Linked DNA regions of Homo sapiens: region 2 is linked to region 1. A link is an interaction called in ENCODE POLR2A ChIA-PET data of the cell type or tissue named here. Cell type or tissue: PC-3. All regions are shown on one strand. Links, peaks and the distances in the headings refer to the core of each region. The heading gives the core; the rest is flanking DNA.

The links. ChIA-PET counts read pairs that join two places held together with the same protein. Peaks named below come from ENCODE experiments on the same cell type or tissue, not always from the same donor. Only the 100,000 strongest peaks of a DNase experiment are listed, where the experiment ranks them.
Region 2: POLR2A ChIA-PET joins it to region 1 with 5 read pairs; 11 of 35 experiments call an interaction of 5 or more read pairs at or near these places.

The regions. Positions count from the first base shown.
Region 1 is chr6:20,585,742-20,593,773 of GRCh38, forward strand. All of the region lies in intron 4 of CDKAL1 (CDKAL1 threonylcarbamoyladenosine tRNA methylthiotransferase), which reads left to right. Among named protein-coding and RNA genes, the nearest start is that of CDKAL1, 55 kb to the left of the region's middle. RefSeq lists a silencer at 844-1,044. In PC-3, for the core only: no CTCF peak of the experiment used is centred there; no DNase peak of the experiment used is centred there; H3K27ac peaks cover 538 bases.
Region 2 is chr6:21,578,793-21,586,824 of GRCh38, forward strand. No RefSeq gene overlaps it. Among named protein-coding and RNA genes, the nearest start is that of SOX4, 11 kb to the right of the region's middle. RefSeq lists an enhancer at 7,815-8,032. In PC-3, for the core only: no CTCF peak of the experiment used is centred there; a DNase peak (open chromatin) is centred at 4,029.

The DNA of each region.
Region 1 (8,032 bases), core at 1,486-5,485:
TTATCATACCGAAATGTTGGAGCATCCCCAAGGCACTTTGTTTTACTTTTCCACCTATACTCACTTATTTGGGTTTTTATAGAGTCCCATAGCTTTTAGGTACTTTCTCTATGCTGATGCTTTTTTTTTTGGAACCCTGGGCTCTCTGCTTACATATCATCTGAATTTGGATCTTTAAAAGGCATGTCTATTTACCATGTCCAAAACTACTAATCTCCCCCACAAATCTGTTGCTCCATGTTCTTCATATCTCAGTAAAAGGATTCTGAGTCTTTTCAGTTGCTTGAGCCAAAGACTTTGGAGTCAAGGATAACTACTTGTTTCCACATCACACACTGAGTCTATCAGCAAATCCTGCTGGCTCTACCTTTAAGCATATCCATAATCCTATCATTTTTATCACCTTCACTTAGGCTACCACTGTGGTCTAAGCCAGCATCATCTTGCCTGGATTATAATAGTTACCTGTTTTATCTCCTAGCTTTTCCCTCAACCATCTGTTTTCCACACAGTGATCAGAGATTCTTCGAAACCTAAGTCAGATTATTTTACTTTTCTGCTCAAAATTCACAATGCTGTCTAGTACAACTTTCTGCAAAAATGGAAGTGCTCGGCCAGGCACAGGGTGGCTCACTCATGTAATCCCAGCACTTTGGGAGGCCAAGGTGGGTGGATCACCTGAGGTCAGGAGTTCGAGAACAGCCTGGCCAATGTGGTGAAACCCCATCTCTACTAAAAATACAAAAATTAGCCAGGCTTGGTGGCCAGTGCCTATAATCCCAGCTACTTGAGAGGCTGAGGCAGGAGAATCACTTGAACCTGGGAGGCGGAGGTTGCAGTGAGCCGAGATCACGCCACTGCACTCCGGCCTGGGTGACGAGTGAAACTCTATCTCAAAACAAACATAAAAAAAGGAAGTGCTCTAATCTGTGCTAATATGGTAGCCACTGGCCATGTGTCTGTTAAGTACTTCAGATCCGGCTAGTGCAACTGAGGCACTGAATTTTAAATTTTATTTTAATTGATTTAAATGTAAATATCCACATGAGTGGAAGCCAAGATTTATATCATGTTCTGAGGTTTACAAAGGCCAGATGAAGTGAACACCTTTTCTACTTCTCTTGACTTCATCTCCTGCTACCACTGCCGCCCTCATTTTCTTGCTCTTCTTTGAATATACCAAGCATATGCTTGCACTTGCTATTCCCTCATGCCTGGAATGTTCTTCCTCCAGGTGTTTTTTTTTTTTTTTTTTTTTTTTTGAGACGGAGTTTTGCTCTTTTTGCCCAGGCTGGAGGGCAATGGCAAGATCTCGGCTCACTGCATCCTCTACCTCCCGGGTTCAAGTGATTCTCTTGCCCCAGCCTCCTGAGTAGCTGAGATTACAGGCGCGTGCCACCACGCCCCGCTAATTTTTGTATTTTTAGTAGAGACGCGGTTTTGCCATTTTGGCCAAGCTGATCTCGAACTCCTGACCTCAGGTGATCCACCTGCCGCAGCCTCCCAAAGTGCTGGGATTACAGGCATGAGCTACCACGCCTGGCCTCCTTCTTTTCATTTTAGGGGATGAGAGTTCGAAGCTAACAGATAATAAAACTTATAAATTATCTACAAACCAAGAATCTGAATTGTTGAAATTTTCACTTTACAAGAGAAGATCTAGTTAGGTTTATATGATAATCTTGAACTGCTACAAAACAGATGCTGTGGGCTGGGCATGGTGGCTCATGCTTGTAATCCCAGCACTTTGAGAGGCTGAGGTGGGAGGATCGCTTTAGCCCAGGAGTTTGCCACCAGCGTGGGCAGCGTAGTGAGACCCTATCCTTACAAAAAATTAAAAAATTAGCTGGGTGTGGTGGTGCCCACCTGTAGTCCCAGCTACTCTGGAGGCTGAGATGGCAGGATTTCTTGAGCCCCAGATTTTGAGGCTGCAGTGAGCCATGATCATGCCACTGTACTCCAGCCTGGGCAACAGAGTGAGACCCTGTCTGAAAACAAACAAACAAACAAACCGCCCCCCTCAAAAAACCAACTCAATACACCAGAACCAAAAACCAAAAAAAACCCCCAGAAGTTGGGTACTGTGGCTCATGCTTGTAATCCCAGCACTTTGGGAGGTTAAGTTGGGCAGATTGCTTGAGCCCAGGAGTTCGAGACCAGCCTGGGCAACATAGCGAGACCCTGTTTCTATGAAAAATATAAAAATTTAGCCAGGCATGGTGGCATGCACCTATGGTCCCAGCTGCTAAGGAGGTTGAGTGGGAGGATGGCTTGAAGCCTGGGAGGTGGAAGTTGCTGTGAGGCAAGATCATGCCACTGCACTCCAGCCTGGGCGACAGAGCAAGACCCTGCCTCAAAACAAAACAAAATAAAACAAAAACACCACAAAAACCAACCAAACAAAAAATTGTTGCTGTGGGAATATTTGATGGGTTTAATACTTGTTAATATCCAGTAGAGATAATTAAGGCTGATCCTTGATTCCCTTTCCCTAGCATTTTATTGTGGTTCATTTAGGTGTTCTCAATGTTGAGTGAACTTTTCAAAAATACTCTTCCTTCTCTATAACCCAAAGAGTATATTCTTCAAAGCTACCTTCTACATGACTCCCTCACCCAAAAATTCATCTTTGTTTCTAGCAGCCTACGCTACTCATTTCTTTGAGCCCACCTTTGAATTTAGGACTTGTAAAATTATAAACATTTATAAATGTTTGATCTCTATGTCCATGGAACAGCTTTAAAAATCTTCTTTAATCTCTGAGATGAGGCAGTCAAGAATAAGGCATCTTCGATTACAGAATCTCTTTGAAGTTTTCTTTCTATTTCAGGTTTTCCCTCTAGCACTCCTACGTTCGGTAGCTCTAAGGTGGATTTTTTTAATTAATCTTTTTCCTTTTTGCTTAGGTATCCTTGGCAGTCTTTCAAAAGTTAAGAGGCAACATTAGTAAAATTATACTTTCAAACTTTATCATTTTCGAACTCTGTTTCTCTAGTAAGTTAATGAGCTAGAGACCTCCTTTTAAAATAATCTCATCTATTTTACATTTTAATGCTGTTTCTGTTGTAGATATTACAGTCCTAAAAATGTGTTATTTTCTTAGAGTAGACTGGAAAGCTCAAATTAATCAATATGTCTCCAGCCTAGCTACCATCCATTTCTGTTTTATAGGATTATATACTTGTTTATTTTATAAAATGGAAAGTTTGAAATCTTATAATATTTTCATTTATGGTTTTATGTGAATCAAACAGTCTTGGTTCAGGTGATTTAAAAATATCACTACAAAAAGGAGATATCTTGCTTATTTTTCATTCATGTAGTCCTGTGTGAAATTATTGGTGGTCTTTCTGTCTCCGTGAACATCTGCAGCCACACAGAGAAATTTTATTTGCCTTTTGTTATCAGATTCACATATTATGAATGTTGAGGCTAGATATCATTGATATCATTGATTAGAACCATTAAAATACTAAAGATACTAGTAAAGAAAAAGATACTAATGACAAAAAAATACTAATCTTGCATATTAATCTTGTTTTTACTTCAGTGTTAGTAAAAACACTAGTAAAAAGCAGTTAGTTACTTCCTTTTTATTTTGTATTTGACATTACACACACATGTTCTGCACGTTCTGAGAAGAAAGTGTCAGATTGCTTCCTGTTTGAGTTTAGATGCAATCGCTAGTCTTGCTGAAAGCCAATGAAATTGAAAGGCTTAGCTTTGTAAGTAGAATTTCTGTTTCTTTAACTCTATAGTTGATAATATTGTTTCTCAAGTTTCCTTTGGTAGGTATTCTCAGGGAACGTTCCAGGATCTTGTAATACTTCTTGTTTGATTAGAAAATGATTCATTACGTGCCTTTCAGCTCTTTAGGAAAGTGGACGGCCTTCACATCAGTGGGATTGAATTCAGAAAAAGAACATACTACTAAAAGTACTTTTGTAATTATTTTATTAGTTTTTCTCATATTATTAGTTTTTCTCATATTTCAGTGAAATTTCTTATATTATTAGTTTTTCTCATATTCAGTGAAGTGCTAAAAATGATGTCCAAATTTATGTTTAAAGTTTCACAGAGTTATACACTGACTTTAAAATTGCATTGCTTTATTTTAAGGATTAGAGAAATGGTAGTGCACGGGTTAAGAATTTGGGTGATGGCACCAGGCTGTGTAAGTCCAAGAGCCACTTTGCTTGCCATGTGACTTTGAGAAAGCTGTTCCATCTCTTTGTCCCCAGTTTTCTCATTTATAAAATGAGGATAATAGTGCTTATTCCATATGACAGTTATAAGTAGTAAATGAATTTAAATGAAAATATTTAAGGTACTTAAAAGTGCTCATATAAGTAGTAGGCTGCTTATTGTATTGTACTAATATTAATGAAGTATTAACAGTTGTTAATACTGTGTTTTAATTCTTGCTCTTTCATTTGATAGTCATATGACTGTCCCCAGGTTACTTTACTTTCAGTCTCATTTTTCATCTTTAAAAACAAGATTATATTATGTTGTATCTAATAAGGCCATCATGATGATTCTAGACTAGATATGCAAATTACCTACTATGCACAGAGTAAGGGCACCATAATTTTATTTTTTTGTTTTTATTTTTTATTTATTTTATTATACTTTAAGTTCTGGGATACATGTGCAGAATGTGCAGGTTTGTTCAAAACATAGGTATACACGTGCCACGGTGGTTTGCTGCACCCATCAACCCATCATCTACATTAGGTATTTCTCCTAATGCTATCCCTCTCCTAGCCCCCCACTCCCCAACAGCCCCCGGTGTGTGATGTTCCCCTCCCTGTGTCCATGTGTTCTCATTGTTCAACTCCCACTTATGAGTGAGAACATGCAGTGTTTGGTTTTCTGTTCGTGTGTTAGTTTGCTGAGAATGATGGTTTCCAGCTTCATCCATGTCCCTGCAAAGGACATGAACTCATCCTTTTTATGGCTGTATAGTATTCCATGGTGTATATGTGCCACATTTTCTTTATCCAATCTATCATTGATGGGCATTTGGGTTGGTTCCTAGTTTTTGCTATTGTGAAAAGTGCTGCAATAAACATACATGTGCATCTGTCTTTATTGTAGAATGATTTATAATCCTTTGGGTGTATACCGAGTAATGGGGTTGCTGGGTCAAATGGTATTTCTGGTTCTAGATCCTTGAGGAATTGCCACACTGTCCTCCACAATGGTTGAACTAATTTACACTCCCATCAACAGTGTAAAAGCGTTCCTATTTCTCGACATCCTCTCTGGCATCTGTTGTTTCCTGACTTTTTAATGATCGCCATTCTAACTGGCATGAGATGGTATCTCATTGTGGTTTTGATTTGCATTTCTCCAATGACCAGTGATGATGAGCTTTTTTTCATATGTTTGTTGACCACATAAATGTCTTCTTTTGAGAAGTGTCCGTTCATATTCTTCGCCCACTTTTTGATGGGGTTATTTTTTTCTTGTATATTTGTTTAAGTTCTTTGTAGATTCTGGATATTAGCCCTTTGTTAAATGGATAGATTGCAAAAATTTTCTCCCATTCTGTAGGTTGCCTGTTCACTCTGATGATAGTTTCTTTTGCTGTGCAGAAGCTCTTTAGTTTAATTAGATCCCATTTGTCTATTTTGGCTTTTGTTGTCATTGCTTTTGGTGTTTTAGTCATGAAGTCTTTGCCCATTCCTGTGTCCTGAATGGTATTGCCTAGGTTTTATTCTAGGGTTTTTATGATTTTAGGTCTTACGTTTAAGTCTTTAATCCATCTTGAGTTAATTTTTCTATAAGGTGTAAGGAAGGGGTCCAGTTTCTGTTAGGGGTCCAGTTTCAGTTTTTTGCATATGGCTAACTAGTTTTCCCGACACCATTTATTAAATAGGGAATCCTTTCCCCATTTCTTGTTTTTGTGAGCTTTGTCAAAGATCAGATGGTTGTAGATGTGTGGCATTATTTCTGAGGCCTCTATTCTGTTCCGTTGGTCTATATATCTGTTTTGGTACCAGTACCATGCTGTTTTGGTTACCGTAGCCTTGTAGTATTGTTTGAAGTCAGGTAGCCTGATGCCTCCAGCTTTGTTCTTCTGCTTAGGTTTGTCTTGGCTATACGGGCTCTTTTTTGGTTCCAGATGAAATTTAAAGTAGTTTTTTCTAATTGTGTGAAGAAAGTCAATGGTAGCTTGATGGAGATAGCATTGAATCTATAAATTACTTTGGATAGTATGGCCATTTTCATGATATTGATTCTTCCTATCCATGAGCATGGAATGTTTTTGCATTTGTTTGTGTCCTCTCTTATTTCCTTGAGCAGCGGTTTGTAGTTCTCCTTGAAGAGGTCCTTTACATCCCTTGTAAGTTGGATTCCTAGGTATTTTATTCTCCTTGTAGCAATTGTGAATGGGAGTTCACTCCTGATTTGGCTTTCTGTTTGTCTGTTATTGGTGTATAGGAATGCTTATGATTTTTGCACATTGATTTTGTATCCTGAGACTTTGCTGAAGTTGCTTATCAGATTAAGAAGTTTTTGGGTTTTCTGAATATACAATCATGTCATCTGCAAACAGAGGTAATTTGACTTCCTCTCTTCCTATTCGAATACCCTTTATTTCTTTCTCTTGGCTGATTGCCCTGGCCAGAACTTCTAATACTATGTTACTATGTTGAATAGGAGTGGTGAGAGAGGGCATCCTTGTCTTGTGTGGTTTTTCAAAGGGAATGCTTCCAGCTTTTTTTTTTTTTTTTTTGAGACAGAGTCTCACCCTGTTGCCCAGGCTGGAGTGCAATGGTGCAATTTCGGCCCACTGCAACCTTCACCTCCTGGGTTCAAGCGATTCTCCTGCCTCAGCCTCCCACGTGGCTGGGATCACAGGCATGTGCCACCATGCCTGGCTAATTTTTTGTATCCTTAGTAGAGATGGGGATTCACCATGTTGGATGGGCTGTCTAGAACTCCTGACCGTGTGATCCACCCGCCTCGGCTTCCCAAAGTGCTGGGATTACAGGTGTGAGCCGCTGTGTTTGGCCTCAGCTTTTGCCCATTCAGTTTGGTATTGGCTATGGATTTGTCATAAGTAGCTCTTATTATTTTGAGATAGGTTCCATCAATACCTAGTTTATTGAGAGTTTTTAGCATGAAGGGGTGTTGAATTTTATCGAAGGCCTTTTCTGCATCTATTGAGATAATCATGTGTTTTTTGTCATTGGTTCTGTTTATGTGATGGATTACATCTATTGATTTGCGTATGTTGAACCAGCCTTGCATCCCAGGGATGAAGCCGACTTGATCGTGGTGGATAAGCTTTTTGATGTGCTGCTGGTTTTGGTTTGCCAGTATTTTATTGAGGATTTTTGCATCAATGTTCATCAGGGATATTGGTCTGAAATTTTCTTTTTTTGTTGTGTCTCTGCCAGGTTTTGGTATCAGGATGATGCTGGCCTCATAAAATGAGTTAGGGAGGAGTCCTTCTTTTTCTGTTGTTTGGAATAGTTTCAGAAGGAATGGTACCAGCTCCTCTTTGTACCTCCAGTAGAATTCGGCTGTGAATCCATGTGGTCCTGGGCTTTGTTTTGGTTGGTAGGCTATTAATTACTGCCTCAATTTCAGAACTTGTTATTGCTGTGCTCAGGGATTTGACTTCTTTCTGGTTTAGTCTTGGGAGGGTGTATGTGTCCAGGAATATATCCATTTCTTCTACAGTTTCTAGTTTATTTGCTTAGAGATATTTATAGTATTCTCTGATGATAGTTTGTATTTCTGGGGGATCAGTGGTGATCTCCCCTTTATCATTTTTTATTGCGTCTATTCGATTCTTCTCTCTTTTCTTCTTTATTAGTTTGGCTGGTGGTCTATTTCATTAATCTTTAAAAAAAAAAAAAGAAACCCAGCTCCTGGATTCATTGATTTTTTGAAAGGTTATTTGTCTCTCTATCTCCTTCACTTCTGCTCTGATCTTAGTTATTTCTTGTCTTCTGCTAGCTTTTGAATTTGTTTGCTCTTGCTTCTCTAGTTCTTTTAATTGTGATGTTAGGGT
Region 2 (8,032 bases), core at 2,149-6,148, 990 kb after region 1:
CTATTTGCTTTTTATTTGTCCTGCCTATGCTTTGTTCATTTATTCTGTCTTCCTTGCCTACTTCTAAATTAATCAAATATTTTTAATATTCTACTTTATCTCCTCTATTTTTAGTTATATTTAAAAAAAAAATTTTTTTTTTTGAGATGAAGTCTCGCTCTGTCATCCAGGCTGGAGTGCAATGGTGCAATCTCAGCTCACTGCAACCTCCACCTCCCAGGTTGAAGCGAGTCTGCTGCCTCAGCCTCCCAAATAGCTGGGATTACAGGCGCCCACCACCATGCCTATCTAATTTTTGTATTTTTTATAGAGACTGGGTTTCACCATGTTGGTCAGGCTGGTCTCAAACTCCTGACCTCAGGTGATCCACCCACCTTGGCCTCTCGAAGTACTGGGATTACAGACATGAGCCACCATGCCTGGCCTAAATTTTTTTTTAATAAACTTTTTTTTAATTAATTTTTTTTTCAAAAAGACAGTGTCTCACTATGTTGCTTAGGCTGGTCTCAAATTCCTGGGCTCAAGCAACCCTCCTGCCTTGCCCTCCCAAAGTGCTGGGATTGCAGGTGTGAGCCACCATGCCCAGCCAGTTATATCTTTTTGTATTGTTCTTTTAGTGATTTAATCGCTACCCTAAAAATGTGCAAATGCATACTTGACTTAGTATTGTCTATTTCCCAAACACTACAAGAAACTTACAGCAGTTTAACTCCATTCACATCCCTGCCATTCTTTGTGCTATTGTTGCCATGTATTTTCCTTCTATGCATAAACCCCATAAGACACAGTTACCATGGTTGATTGAAACAGTCAGTATCTTTTTATATTTACCCAGGTGTTTATCCCTTCTTATGCTTTTCATTCCTTCCTGTACTTCTGTGCTTCTATTTAATATTATTTTCCTCTAGCCTGAAGAATTTCCTTCAATGTTTCTTAGAGTATGTGTCTGCTAGAAACAAAATCTCTTAACTGTAATTTGCTTAATTTTTTTTAACCTTTTTTTTTTTTTTTTTTTTTTTTTTTGAAACAGAGTCCTGCTCTGTCCCCTAGGCAGGAGTGCAATGGCACCATCTCCGCTCACTGTAACCTCTGCCTCCCAGGTTCAAGACATTCTCTTTCCTTGGCCTCCTGAGTAGCTGGGATTACAGGCACATGTCACCATACCCAGTTAATTTTTTGTATTTTTAGTAGAGACGGGGTTTCATCATGTTGGCCAGACTAGTCTCAAACTCCTGACCTCAGGTGATCTGCCCACCTCAGCCTCCCAAAGTGCTGGGATTATAGGCGTGAGACACCGCACCCAGCCTTAACCTTCATTTTGAAGGATATTTTTAATTATTAGAATTCTAGAATCAGCATTTCATTTTGTTTAGCTTTCCAATCTTTAAAAGCATCAGTATATTGTCTTTTGATCTCCATAGTTTCTGTTAAAAAGTTAGTCTTAAGTCTTATGTTTTCTTTTAGTGTAATCTGTCATCCCCTCCTTTGACAGCTTTAAAGATTTTCTCTTTGATGTTGGTTTTCAAACACAGGTTTTTTTGTTTGTTTGTTTGCTCGTTTTTAAGCTACTTGGGGCTTACTAAGATTCTTGGACCTATAGGTTGATATGTATCATCAATTGTGTAAAATTCTCAGTAAGCATCTCATCATGTTGCTTCTGATCCATTATCTGTTTTCTCTTTATAGAACTTCAGTAACACAATGTTAAACGATATATCTACATTCCACATACCTTTTCCACTCTTTTATTTTCTCCATTTTCTCCCTGTATTTAATTTGAATATTTTCGATTGACTTGTCTTTAGATTTCCTAATCCTGTCTGCTGTGGTTTGAATGTGTTCTACAAAGTTCATGTGTTAAAAATGTAATCCCCAATCCAACAGTGCTGAGAGATAGACCTTTAAGAGGTGATTAGGTCATAAAGGCTCTGCCCTCATAAATGGATTAATGTCATTATCATGGGATTGAGTTTGATTTGGCCTTCTCTCACTCTCTCTTGAGATTTCTTGCCTTTCTGTCTTCCATGACAGGATGATAAAGCAAGAAAGGCCTCATCAGGTGCCAAGACCTTGATATTGGACTTCCCAGCCTCCAGAGCTGTGAGAAATAAATTTCTTTTCATTATAAATTACCAAGTCTCGGCCAGGCACAGTGGCTCATGCCTGTAATCCCCGCACTTTCAGAGGCCAAGGTGGGCGGATCACTTGAGGTCAGGAGTTGAAGACCAGCCGGGTCAACATGGTGAAACCCTCTCTCTACAAAAATACAAAAATTAGCCAGGCATGGCGGCAGGTAATCCCAGCAACTCCAGAGGCTGAAGTGGGAGAATCTCTTAAACCCAGGAGGCAGAAATTGCCATGAGCCGAGATCACGCCACTGCCCTCCAGCCTGGGTGACAGGGCAAGACTCTGTCTCAAAATAAATAAATAAATATTACCAAGTCTCAGGTATTCTCATGGACTAAGACACTGACTTTTGCTTTTTTTAGTTTTATGTAAAATCCATTCAATGAGCTCTTACTTTAAGATAGTGTATGGCTGGGCAGTGGTTCATGCCTGTAATCCCAATACTGTGTAAGGCCAAGGCGGGCAGATCATTTGAGCTAAGGAGTTCAAGGCCAGCCTAGCCAACATGGTGAAACCCTGTCTCTACTAAAAAACAAAAATTAGCTGGGCGTCGTGGTGGGTGCCTGTAATCTCAGCTACTCAGGAGGCTGAGGCAGGAGAATCACTTGAACTTGGGAGCAGAGGTTGCCAGGAGCTGAGATCGTGCCACTGCACTCCAGCCTCAGTGACAAAGGGAGACTGTCAAAAAAAAAAAAAAAAAAAGATAGTGTACTTTTCATTTCTAGAATGTCTATTTGTTTCTTTGTTAAATAAAGACTCTGATTCTTGGCCAGGCCCGGTGGCTCATGCCTGCAATCCCAGCACCTTGGGAGGCTGAGGTGGGTGGATCACCTGAGGTCGGGAGTTCGAGACCAGCCTGACCAACATGGAGAAACCCTGTCTCTACTAAAAAAAAAAAAAAAAATTCAAAATTAGCCAGGCGTGGTGGTGTATGCCTGTAATCCCAGCTCTTCGGGAGACTGAGGCAGGAGAATCACTTGAGCCCGGGAGGTGGAGGTTGCGAGGTTGCAGGGAGCCGAGATCACGCCATTGCACTCCAGCCTGGGCAACAAGAGCAAAACTCTATCTCAAAAAAAAAAAAAAAAAAAAGACTCTGATTCTCTGTTTAAATGTTTCATCTTTTCATTTACTTTTTCCATATTTTCTTCTATGAAAAAAATTATAATAAAGTCCATGTCTGCACTTTAATATCTGGATGATCTATAGGCCTGCTTCTATTGTCTACTTTTTCTCTTGATGTATATTTACCTGCTTCTTTGCATATCAAATAATGTTGTAGGATGAACCTTGTATATAAAATTACTACACACATTGCAATTGTTACTCTTTCTCCACCCAGAGAGAATTTGTAGTTTTGTCTGTTAAGTGGATAAGGTGAAGGACTGATCATTTCAAGCCAACCAGGAATGGCATCAGTTTGGGGCTGGCTTGCACCTTTAGTTAGATGCAGCTTATATGTGTTTTCAACTATCTTAGGGCCAGAACTTCTTATGTTTGTTGCAGACTCCCCCCTCCATGGAATTTGTCTCCTAAGTACCAACAGACCTCTGGAGATTGTATTCTGCCATTCTTGCCCAGCCTCTTTTGGGGCATAGCCTACCTGTAGTCCATTGATTCGGAGACTGGTAGGTCTCTCTCTATTTCCTCCACCTTGAAAGTTCTGTCCTTCAGAGGTTTGGGGCTTAGCTCTTTATTTTCTCTTCATCCAGGTTCAAAATCTGGCAAATCTTTTGAAAGGGAGATATTTTGTTTTTCTTGTTTTGTATTTTCTTGCCTTGAGCATGACTTGGCCTCCAGTTGATTTCTGTCTGTCTTTGTGGCTCAGCCTACCAGTCTGCTATACTGCCCTAGCATTCAGTGAGTAATCTGTGAGGAAAACAGCTATTCATTTGATGATCTTGTAGATTCCAATTTGTCCATGCTGACTCAACTGGCAATAAGACAATTCTGTTTTTTCCCTTTAGTACAGTTGCTTGCTCTGTCTATGAAAGCCTGTGTCCAGACTCAGAAAATGCCCCAGGCAAGACAATGGCCAGCAATCTAGGTTCATATAACAAAGACATTTCTCTCTCTAGAATTTATTTCTTCCAGTCTCATATGCATCTATATATCTTTGTTATCTTTAATGTAAAATGTCTTTTTTCTAGTTGTAATTGCTTTCTGTTTTTACTACATTGTACTTAAAAGCGGAAGTATTCACATCTAACGACTTTTTGGAATCTTTAAAAAAGAACAGTATCTATAGTTTCCGTTTTTGGTTATGTCTTTTCCTGGTTTTGTTATTAGGGCGATACTGGATTCATAAAATGATTTAGGGAGGATTCCTTCTTTCTCTGTCTTGTGGAATAGTGTCAGTAGGATTGGTACCAATTCTTTTTTGAATGTCTGGTAGAATTCAGCTGTGAATCCATCTGGTTCTGGACTTTTTTTTGTTGGTAACTTTTTAAATTTCCATTTCAATCTCACTGCTTATTGGACTGGTCAGGGTATCTGATTCTTCCTGATTTAGGCTAGGAGGGTTGTATCTTTCCAGGAATTTATCCATCTCCTCTAGGTTTTCTAGTTTATGTGCGTAAAGGTGTTCATAGTAGCCTTGAATGATCTTTTGTATCTCTGTAGTGTCAGTTGTAATAAATATCTCAATATCTCCCATTTCATTTCTTTTTTTTTTTTTTTTTTTTTTGAGACAGAATCTCACTCTGTTGCCCAGGCTGAAGTGCAGTGGTACAATCTCAGCTCACTCCAACCTCTGCCTCCCAGGTTCAAGCGATTCTCCTGCCTCAGCCTTCTGAGTAGCTGGGATTACAGGCGCATGCCACCATGACTGGCTAATTTTTGTATTTTTAGTAGAGATGAGGTTTTACCATGTTGGCCAGGCTGGTCTCGAACTCCTGAACTCAGGTGATCTGCCTGCCTTGGCCTCCCAAAGCACTGGGATTACAGGCATGAGCCACCGCACCTGGCCCCATTTAATTTCTAATTGAGCTTATTTGGATTTTCTCTCTTCTTTTCTTGGTTAATCTTGCTAACAGTCTATCCATTTTATTCATCTTTTCAAAGAACCCGCTTTTTGTTTCATTTATCTTTTGCATTCTTTGTTTGTTTGTTTCAATTTCTTTTGGTTCTGCTCTGATTTTGGTTATTTCCTTTCTTCTGCTAAGTTTGGGTTTGGTTTGTTCTTGTTTCTCTAGTTCCTTGAGGTGTGACCTTAGATTATCCATCTGTGCTCTTTCAGACTTTTTGATGTAGGCATTTAGGACTATGAAGTTTCCTCTTAGCACTGCTTTTGCTGTTATCTCAGAGGTTTTAATAGATTGTATTACTATTGTCATTCAGTTAGAAGAATTTTTTAATTTCCATCTTGATTTTATTTTTGACCCAGTGATCATTCAGCAGCAGGTTACTTAATTTCCATGTATTTGCATGGCTTTGAAGGTTCCTTTCGGAGTTGATTTCTAGTTTTATTCCACTGTGGTCTGAGAGAGTGCTTGATATAATTTCAATTTTCTTAAATTTATTGAGGCTTGTTTTGTGGCCTATCATATGATCTATCTTAGAGAAAGTTCCATGCACTGATGAATAGAATGAATATTCTGCTGTTGTTGGGTAGAATGTTCTGTAAATATCTGTTAAGTCCGTTTGTTTCAGGGTATAGTTTAAATCCAGTGTTTCCTTGTTGACTTTCTGTCTTGATGACCTGTCTAGTGCTGTCAGTGGAGTACTGAAGTTCCCCAGTATTCTCGTGTTACTTTCTATCTCATTTCTTAGGCCTACTAGTAATTATTTTATAATTTGGGAGTTCAAGTTAGGTGCATATATATATAGAATTGTGATATTTTCTTGTTGGACAAGGTCTTTTATCATTATATAATGTCCCTCATTGTCTTTTTAAACTGCTGTTGTTTTAAAATTTGTTTTGGCCGGGCACAGTGGCTCATGCCTGTAATCCCAGCACTTTGGGAGGCCAACACAGGTAAATCACCTGAGGTCAGGAGTTCAAGACCAGCCTGGCCAACATGGGGAAACCCCGTCTCTACTAAAAATACAAAAATTAGCTAGGTGTGGTGGCAGATGTCTGTAATGCCAGCTACTGGGGAGGCTAAAGCAGGAGAATCACTTGAACTTGGGAGGCGGAGGTTGCAGTGAGCTGAGTTCACACCATTGTACTCCAGCCTGGGCGATAGGAGTGAAAGTCTGTCTCGAAAAATAATAATAAACAAAAAAATAAACTTTGTTTTACCTGATATAAGAATAGATACTCCGCCGCTGGGCGCAGTGGCTTACGCCTGTAATCCCAGCACTTTGGGAGGTCAAGGCAGGTGAATCACCTGAGGTCAGAAGTTCAAGAGCCAGCCTGGCCAACATGGTGAAGCCCCGTCTCTACTAAAAATACAAAAATTAGTCGGGCGTGGTGGTGGGTGCCTGTAACCCCCGCTACTCGGGAGGCTAAGGCAGGAGAATCGCTTGAACCCGCGAGGTGGAGGTTGCAGTGAGCCAAGATCATGCCACTGCACTCCAGCCTGGACGACAGAGTGAGACTCCATCTCAAAAAAAATAAAATAAAAAAAAAAAGAATAGGTACTCCTGCTCGCTTTTGGTGTCTATTTGCATAGAATGTCTTTTTCCATGGGGTTATTCAATTTTAGCTAACTCCCATATACACTATGGGCATTGGTGAAAATACTGACTGAATTTTTAATAAAGATCTAGAGTCATTAAGAAAAAGTTACCTTCCTGCATGAACTTATATTTTGGCATCTATCAAATGGCATTGTAATTAATACAACTCTGACCTCTATTACTGCATAACAAACTACCCAAAGCATAGTGATTTAACGCAACTTATTAGTTCTCATAATTCTGTGGGGTGTCAATCTGAGTGATTCTTCTGTTGTACCCATCTGGAATCGCTCCTGTGGCTGCAGTCATCTGACAAACCAACCAAAACTGGAGAGTCCAAGATGGCCTCAGTCACATGCCTGGGATGCTGGCCTTGGAGGGGCACCTTGGTTTTCCCTATGGGGCCTTCAATCCTCGAGTAAGATCAGCTGCTGAAGGTAGTTCACAACATGATGTTTTCATGGTCTCACTGGAGTAGGTTCACAACACGACGGTTTCAATGGACAAACCCCAGTACATGGGCACTTGTGAAGTCTGTTTGTCTCATGCTTGCTAATGCCCCATTTCCCAAAGCAACTCAGTGACCAAATCCAGAATCAGAGAGAAAAAGGTCCACATAAAAGCACACGTACTAGGAGGACGATTTATTACAAGAATCTACCACATCCACTGTAAATTTAAGAACTCAGAATACAAGTAGCATCCTCATTATTTAGCGTTTGCCTGCCACCCATAGTGCATAATTCACACCTAGGCAGTAGTACTCCTAGGGAGAATTTTTAAATTTTTGGACAACATTTTGGGTGTTCTAGTGAAATACAGCCCTACCATGCATATTTGAAATGTATATTATCTTATTATAAATTACCTACTGTGTATTTCTCCTTTAACATTGTAGTTTGAACATTATGGTTTCTTTTTTAATTTTGTGCATAGTAAGTTACGTAATCCACAGATTTTATTTCAGGAGAGTAAAGTTATATTACAAAATATTTGTTACAATAAGGCAGCGGTTTGGGTCTGATATTTTTGAAATTAATGAGTTAAGTTTGAGTGTTTTAAGTACTAGCCTTCAGTTATTTTTGAATCGTGATAGCCAGATAAAGTGTCACTAAATTATTTTTTTAACTTGGAATGTGGGACAGGAAGGATGGAGTTTCATGCTTCAGGAAGCAGTGAAAAATCACAAAACCTCTGTACTGCTAGACCCAACACTTTTCCAGATCCCCAAACTATCTCTATCACCCTCCTTTCATGGCAAATTTGCATATGCATTATTGTCAGA